Linked DNA regions of Homo sapiens: region 1 is linked to region 2. Evidence: chromatin contacts called from ENCODE Hi-C or POLR2A ChIA-PET data. All regions are on one chromosome and are shown on one strand. The core of a region is the stretch at or near the end of the contact, and the rest is flanking DNA. Distances in the headings are between cores, read along the strand shown. Region 1 has its middle 100 kb from the start of LINC01455. Region 2 overlaps CMYA5 (cardiomyopathy associated 5).

Region 1 (4,092 bases), core at 857-3,356, 73 kb after region 2:
GTGTCTAGAATTAAGGGGGCTTATAGGATTTCCCAGCCAGGTAATGCCCTAGGGTAGGGCTCACTGGTAAAAGAGCCCAAGGAGAATTCCCAAGGGTCACTGCCAGGACAGTGGATTTAGACAGGAGAGAAGGGCAGTTTGAATGGCCAGTCTCTAAGGTCTCGGGGTCTAAGGAAGAGACTCTTTCTTGAAATAGGGCAGGAGAGCAGAGTGTTTGATTTGCAATCGTGGGGCAGATTCTGCAAATCAGGCAGATTGCCCTCTCTGAGGGCATTCCCCTCAGAGAGACTACAGCCTTCCCTGGGGCTTTCCTTCAAAGGGACTCAAAGGAGATTTGGAGGGAACTCTCCAAGGGTCAACATCTTATCAGTCCAGTAGGGCTCTGAGAGTTGACCCAGTCATTTTATTCAACCCTGGCAGAGCAGAGAAGATTGGGGAAGTTGAGTCAGACACAATCCCATGCCCCATAGATCCTCACAGGAGAGGCAGAAAGGGGGCCCATGGGCTTATTTTTCCTGAGGTTCCATCTGTACAATGAGACTTCCTGCCTGGGGGCAGGGTGGGGGAATAACCTGAGGGTCTCTCCAGCCAGCGGGGAGAGGAACTTGGTCAAGTCCCCTGAACTGGGTTGGTCGCTGTGTTAGGAGAATGGGGGGAGCCTGCAGAGTCAGCTGGAGGGAAAGTGGCTTTCTGTGTTGGGGCTTCCCCACTATCGACACTGCAGAGGCTGTACCTTCTGCCCACCATTTGAAAGAGACATCATGGAACGTAAAAAAAAAAAAAAAAAAAAAGAAGAACTCAAAGGTAATAAGGAAGATTTAAATCCTATAATCAAAGAAAACTAAGAAGTTAAGATGGGCTGAAAGCCAAACATTTTAAACAAGAAAAGACATTTAAAAATAAGCTTTAACATAAGCAAGTTTGTTTAATATTTCAATATAAAAAAGGAAGAAAAAAACCTAAAAATAAGTTTGTTTTTTAAAATGACAGAAATAAAAGGCCTCAAGTTCAAAAAGTAAAATTTAAGAAATTTTTAATCTATGAAGTTGGAAGAAGAGTTAAAATCCCAATGAAAGAACATTGAGTTTTTTTTTTTTTTTAAGACAAGATACAACTAGATGAGATTTAAAATAAGATAAATGGCTGGACTCCAATAAAGATTAAAAACCTAAAAATGAAGCTATACATGATTAAAATAAAAACCAAGAGCCATTGAGGCGAAAGTTAAAAACATGTTAGTAAGTGAAGCTAACAATATCGTAAGAATTGTAAACACTATAAAATAAAAAGAAAAAAATCCAAGATAAAGTGAAAGTGAAGAGTTTTTAAATTTGGAGAGAGGGTAAAAGACCAACAGGCTGAGGACCAAGCAGCAGGCAACGCCTTCCAACGGCGTGCAGGTCCCAGGCACTCCTGCTTCTCCTGGGGAGTTGCCTCCAGGTCAATGGGGGGTCATTTATTTTGTGGGGTGAAGAGTCAAGAGGCAGGAAATCAAGAGCTCCTCTCCCCCTCCTTGTCCTAGACATCGTCCCCAGAGGCTCACGCCTTGGTCTGACTCTGATGGTAATTCTCCTTGCTCCTCCATTCATGGAGGTGCAGAAGGAAAATAATTTTTCAGAGCTGCTGCAGCCATGAGTCAGGGGAAACTGTCTTAGATCCTGCTGGGCCCCGCCTCCCCACAGGAAAAAGGAGAAGACATGGAAATGGGTGGAGAGAAAATCAAACATGGATTGAGGGTACACTGTCTAGAACTGTGAACCGTTCACTTCAAACGCCTTCTTTTTGTGTCTTCTGCATCAGAACCTGAATACCAGTGGCAGGAAGTTCATCTTCTGCAAAGTTGCTAAAACTATCCCATATGTAATTATATATTCTTACTGTATTGGCTCAAAATTGTGCAGAATAAAGTGTAACCTAAAGAGAAACCAAAAATAGTTACTTGATTTCCTTTGCCAAATTGCCTTGAAAAATGTAAATGCGTGAAACTTTAAAATTAGGTAATCAGCTAACAAGTATTTGTTGAGTATCCTGTGTTGGGAGCCTGGCAAGCTTCCCTGGAAGCAATGAAGACAGACTTCCTGGCCTCAGCTGGGCACAGAGGGCCACGAGCTGAGTGCAGGCTGGTGTTCATTACTGTGACCTACTTTTCATCAGTCTGATAGCCAAACAATATAGTGTGTGGATGCTTGTTCCTCTAGGATCTCTCTTTGGCCCACTACTAAGGCATCCAGGTTTGTTTGTTTGTTTTTGTTTTTCTTTGAGAAGATATCATTACCGCAAGCAAGTGGGGATTCTATAGAAGTGCTGTGCTTTATATCTACTCCTTAACTTGCATCCTTCTGCCTCAGACCATGCTGCAGGTCTGATTACACAGCCTCAACGGCAGCAGGTAGGATCCTCTTGGAAGAGCTTGGATGACATTTTAAAATTAATCTCTGACTTTCATGTTTCTGTTTATTATTGTGTGTCTTAGTTCATTCAGGCTGCTTTAACAAAATACCTGAGACTGGATAATTTACAAACCACAGAAATTTACTGCTCACAGTTCTGGAGGCTGGGAAGTTCAAGATCCAAGTGCTAACAGATTCAGTGTCTGGTGAGGGCTCACTCTCTGCTTCATAGATGATGCCTTCCTGCTGAGTACTCACATGGTGGAGGGGGCAAACAAGCTCCCTCAGTTCCACACAAATCTGGGAAGAACACCTACTTCCAGCACTGTGGACACATTTCATTACCTGCACTCAGAAACAGTGTGCTGAGCCCTTTCCTGAGTTTCTTCCTGGAGCCCTTTCCTCCCTAAGTTTTGGACACAGGGCCATGGAGTCAGCTCCAGGGCTAACACATGACACAGACACCATGCTGTCCTCCAAGAGGAATGTATCCTCTCCCCATTCTTTCAACAAAAATGATCCTCATTCAGGTCATCTCCTAGCAGGGCCTCTGTCAGTCAACCAGACATGATCCCTAGTGCTGGATCCTATCTGGGAGTCTTCCTCCAAACATAAAATTGACCCTGTGACTAAGAGTGAAGCATTTGTCCATCCTGAGCCTTTGTTTCTTCATCTAGAAAACGTGACTTGCCCTTTTTATGTCAGCAATGAGTATCCAATGAGATGATGACCAAGCACTTTTGAAAGGTGTAAAGTCATAGATGATGCTGAGTTGGGGAAAACCAGGAGTCGATTGCTTTGAGTTCTTTCAGCCCAGAGTGGTAAACTCGTGGGAGAGTTGATTTCCATTTCCCGAATTACATCTCCCTGGCCTCGTTTATACTTTCTTTAGCAAAAGATTAAACCTTACATGAATTACTTACATACCTTAGTGGTATCTTGCCAAGAGACTTAAAAATGTCACAGATACTGGGGGTGGGGTATGGCGAAGGATTGCCTAGGTGGGAAGGCACTCAGGGAAAAAGAGAAAGAAAATCAGAGGCTACGTGCTGTAAAATAAATCCAAACATGTAGGCCCAGCAGTCCCAATACAGAATAGACTGGATAAATGAAGCTAATTAGTTCACTAGCTTGTGAAGCAAAGCTACAGCAAGGATTGACTGTGGGGTTGGCAGTTATTCACCCTGCCCTTGCCCTTGCCTGCAGCCACAGCAGACGTTACTAATGGATTATAGCACTCTTTCTCTCTGGGCTGACACTTGACCTCCCATTCCTTCTCAACAAAATGCTTAATGGTTTGGATTGGAGGTAGCCTCTTAGACGAAGCTAATTTTTTTAAGCTAGTAGGCTTGAAGACTGTAGTTAGATCAGGAGAGCCCACATAACAAGAGTACATGGAAGCTACATTCATTAAGGAAAAAAAAAAAGCTTTGTGGCCATATGCTGGAAGAAACTGCTTCATGAGGGGTTTGGGCAATTGGTGGTGGTTTGTGGAAGGACCATGGACCAAGTGAAGACCAGTAGAGGAGGGAGAGGGTCAGAGCCTGCTGCTGTAGGATCCCTGAGCCTGCTGCTCATCTCCCCTGAAGCCTCCCCTAGTGTGTGTGTGCAGGTGCGCAAGAGAGCGTGCACACACACACGCACATGCACAATTAATCCCCTAAACTGTGACACCTATTTAGATATTTGGTAGCTTACATTT
Region 2 (4,225 bases), core at 1-2,500:
TACTAAAAATACAAAAATTAGCCAGGTGTGGTGGCAGGCGCCTATAATCCCAGCAACTTGGGAGGCTGAGGCAGAAGAATCGCTTGAATCTGGGAGGCAAAGGTTGCAGTGAGCCGAGATCGTGCCACTGCACTCCAGCCTGGGTGACAGAGTGAGACTCAGTCTCAAAAATAAATAAATAAAATTAAATTAAAGTTAAAATTAAAATAAAATAAAAAATAAAAAAATATAATTGGGGTTGGGGGTTTGGGGGAACAAGAGAGCCCTTCTACTTTTATACTATGTATTTCTGTATTCTTTGAATATTTTTCAACAAGCATAAGTAACTTGTGCCCAAAAAATTAATAAAAACAGCATTAGTTACAATAAAACTTGTTTATATTCCAGTTCCACAGCCTCCTAGATTAGAACCTCAGGAACCAAATTCTGCCACCAGCACAACAATTGCAGTTTACTGGAGCATGAACAAGGAAGATGTCATTGATTCATTTCAGGTTTACTGCATGGAGGAGCCACAAGATGATCAAGAAGTAAATGGTAGGATTGCTAACACAAATACAAATGCATATGCATATTCATGCATCTTCATGTGAAGTATTTAAATATACACCTGTATTATGACTCTTCCCACAAAGCATTTATAGCCATTTACAAAACAACAACAAAACCCCAACAACCATATAATGAAATAATAACTACAGAAGCAAAATTTGGGAATCAAGATCAGGGAAAACAAAATGGCATAAATATTATAATAGTCAACACAAATATTGTAATTGAGATTCACATTTGGCTTTGAGCTCTCAGAATAACAGGAGCAATGAAGTGGTTCTCATTTAGAGAAAGGAGGTAACATACCAGAGTTTCAAGGAAAATAAAGTTTTTAACAGTACGAAAGCCTGAAAGACAAGTGTCACGTGTTCCACTTTTAGGGAAGAAGCCATAGAGAGGACAGTGTGCTCCACAATGACCTGAATGCAAATGAAGCATGGGATGTCATGGGTGGCAGTTTCTCAGGTCTGTCTTTGCTAAAAGCCACCAACAAGCCACAAGATTCATTCAGTGTTCACAGTTCCCAGGGCGTGGGCCTAGGTATGGTGTAGTCTTCCTGTGTCCCAAATTAATGTGTGGATAGAAATGAAAGTGCTTAGTAGGGTGAATGGATGGTATGTCTTACAGCTGAGCCTCTGTAAGTATCTCTCAGCTCAGAAGGACTTCTAATAAGCCCTGGAAGCCAGGCAGTTTGAGGTTGTGCTTCCTGATGAATCAGAGCTGGGAGTGCTGCCATTCTGTGTTGCTTGTTGAAGACAGACCCACATACTATGGAAAACAGATGAGCATGTGGCAGGCTTGGCGTCCTAACTCAGGTGCCCAATTTGTAATCAGGAATGAATGGTAATATATTATACTATTACTAATATTTAAGTCTTTTGAAATGTCATGTGATAATTAATTTAGAAAAAAGTTTAAAAAAGCAATTATAGGCATGGTGTAAAGTTGGCTAAATCTGTCTGTAATGTCATGACTCCTGTTTTATTGACCTATTTCCATATGCCTGTCACAGCACAACCAAGTAAGTGTTACTATCCCTATTTGCAAGTGAGAAAACTAATGTGAGGTTACATAGTTTGCTCAAGGCCTTGCAACTTGTACATGACCGGGGGCAGGAGTCAAACACACATCTTTCAGGCTCCAAAGTTTATTCTTTTGTTTGTTTGTCTCTGTGTGTGTTTTGTTACACCATACTTCATCTCCATCTATTTCTAGCTCTATTTCATGGCTCTCTGAGACCCTTCTTATCAAATAGTTGTTGCTTGGCCTGCTTTTTTTTTTTTTTTACTGGGTTTCACCCCCACCCCAAACACTTCCCTATCCTGTGTCTCATTGTTTCTGTGCCCTGAACTGTGTTAATAACAGTTAGCTAATCTGATAATCTAGTCTGTGATACCATGTCATGTTTAGTAGGGTCTCTAGTCACATATGTTATGTACACTGTTAAAGGGAGTGCCAGGGTAATAGGATGTATTAGTTCATTCTCACACTGCTATAAAGACATACCTGAGACTGGGTAATTTATGAAGAAGAGGTTTAACTGGCTCACAGTTCCACAAGGTGTACAGGAAGCATGGCAGAGGAGGCCTTAGGAGACAGAATCATGGCAGAAGGTGAAGGGGAAGCAAGCACATCTTCCCATGGCTGGCAGGGAAGAGAGAGAGAGTAAAGCAGGAAGTGCTACACACTTTCAAACAACCAGATCTCTTGAGAACTCATTTATGAGAACAGCAAGGGAGAAGTCCACCCCCATGATTCAATCACCTCCCACCAGGCTCTTCCTCCAACACTGGGAATTACAATTCAACATGAGATCTGGGTGGGGACACAGAACCAAACCATATCATAGGACCTTGCCTAAAAGAATGATTCCAGTGAAAATTGCAGACACAGATTCTGGGATATGGGAGAAATATTCTTCAGTGTACAGGTCCTTATGAGGTTCTTTAAACTGAACTTTCTGTCCAGAAAGTACAGCTCATTGGAAAGGAGAGAGGCAATTGAGAAGCCTGCTAAGTTGAAGAGCTCCCGATTTTCTTTTAAAGAAACAGTCTGGGTTCTTAAGTGGAAAAGTTTTGAAGATGTGACATTCAAGAGTCATAAGGGGGGGAAACTGAAATTACCATAGGCAAAATTTACAAAGAAAATCATATGTTTTAAAGGAGATAAAATTTCAGTGAGAATAATCAAATTGGCCCAAATTGGTAGGTTTGTTCAGAATGGTATTGGATAATGTTTACTATTAAAATATTCAAAGTAAGATATTTTTTAAAATTTTTGAAGGCAAATGTCTTAATTGGACAAAGTTACTTCTTAGAGTAGCTTATGACCTATCAAAGTTATTTAAGTATTTCTATAAATTGTGGAAATCCCTAGTGGAAAGAATTCTGGAATTCATGAGAAGAAACCAGGATTTGAAACCTGGAAGGTCATACTGAATACCAAAATAGTTTACTAATCTGTAAAGATGTTTAAAAACCATGAAGTTGTCCTTTTTTTATGACATACTCTTCTGAAATATTGGCACTGGTTCTTAAGATTTTCTTGAGAATGTGTTACTGAGATTTAAGCTAACATATACATTATGTAATTTTAATATTCGCTACTGAAATAAGTTACTTTAATTGTGGTATATGAAGCTCAGAATCTTACTAATATGCTATTATTTTCTGAGAAGTGTTAACAAGTATTACTATGTCATCCTAAGTATCTCTTTTCAGAATGCTGTTGCTTTCACATGTATTCTAAGGAGCTGGTTTTCACATAATGGTATCTGTAAGGTTATCAGTTTGCATTTTCCACTGAAAGAAAATCATAGATGACTTTCTCCAGTAACTATAACTTTTAATTAACTTTGGAAGATGTCTTCGATTTTAATTGTGTCTTATGCTAGAGTTGGTAGAAGAATACAGACTGACAGTGAAAGAAAGCTACTGCATTTTTGAAGATCTGGAACCTGACCGATGCTATCAAGTGTGGGTGATGGCTGTGAACTTCACTGGATGTAGCCTGCCCAGTGAAAGGGCCATCTTTAGGACAGGTAAGGAGATGGATGCTAAGGGTGCATTAGAAGACAACGCTCAGTTCTTCACAGACTCTTGAGATCAGCCAGTAAGTGTTTATTAAGCACCTATTGTGTGTTGAGTGTTGTGCAAAGTGCTGGTTATACAACGATGACTTAAGCCTGGGGTCCTGTTCTCAAGAAGCTCATGCTCAGGTGGGGAGATGGAAAAACAGAGGATCATAGAAAATGTGTGGTAAGGGCCATATCCAGATATACACAGGTTATTATGAGAACACTCCAGAGGGGCACCCAAGTTGGCCTGGGGCAGGGGCAGGATCGGAACTGCTTCCTAGAACTGATGCCTGCAGAAAATGCTTTAAAGGATCAATAGGAAGTAATGCGTTAAAGGAGGATATTCCACTTGAAAAAGACATGAGCAGAGGCATCAAGGCAAGAAACAGTATGGAGTGTGCAGGACACTGTAAGAAGTTTGGTATTATTTCTTAGACTTAAACAAAGGAAAGACAAGATAAGAAAGGCTAACATAGAGAGGCCGTGTTTGCAAGGTAAGAAGCTTGGGCTGCGTGTGGGTGCTGGGAACCCCCAAAAGGTTTTAAGCAGTGGTATTTAACTGGAAATGCATTCTCACGATGAAATCTTTTCACAGGG

Evidence for each region. A loop is a pair of places that touch in the nucleus more often than their neighbours do. ChIA-PET counts read pairs that join two places held with the same protein, here RNA polymerase II (POLR2A).
Region 1: a loop to region 2 is called in a map of transverse colon, with 2.6 times the contacts of the local background. The contact joins two enhancer-like sites. A Hi-C loop is called at or near these places in 1 of 168 maps with a recorded cell type or tissue (transverse colon). POLR2A ChIA-PET finds 5 or more read pairs at or near these places in 6 of 52 experiments (H1, HCT116, MCF 10A and 3 more).

Annotation. Positions count from the first base shown.
Region 1 is chr5:79,830,052-79,834,143 of GRCh38, forward strand. No RefSeq gene overlaps it. Among named protein-coding and RNA genes, the nearest start is that of LINC01455, 100 kb to the right of the region's middle. Within about 2 kb of position 2,107, at least 5 of the 41 ENCODE cell types and tissues checked have a DNase peak (open chromatin) inside an H3K27ac peak, as active enhancers do.
Region 2 is chr5:79,758,366-79,762,590 of GRCh38, forward strand. It overlaps CMYA5 (cardiomyopathy associated 5), which reads left to right. Exons shown (of 13, transcript NM_153610.5): 7 at 388-537; 8 at 3,446-3,592. Among named protein-coding and RNA genes, the nearest start is that of CMYA5, 71 kb to the left of the region's middle. Within about 2 kb of position 1,251, at least 4 of the 41 ENCODE cell types and tissues checked have a DNase peak (open chromatin) inside an H3K27ac peak, as active enhancers do.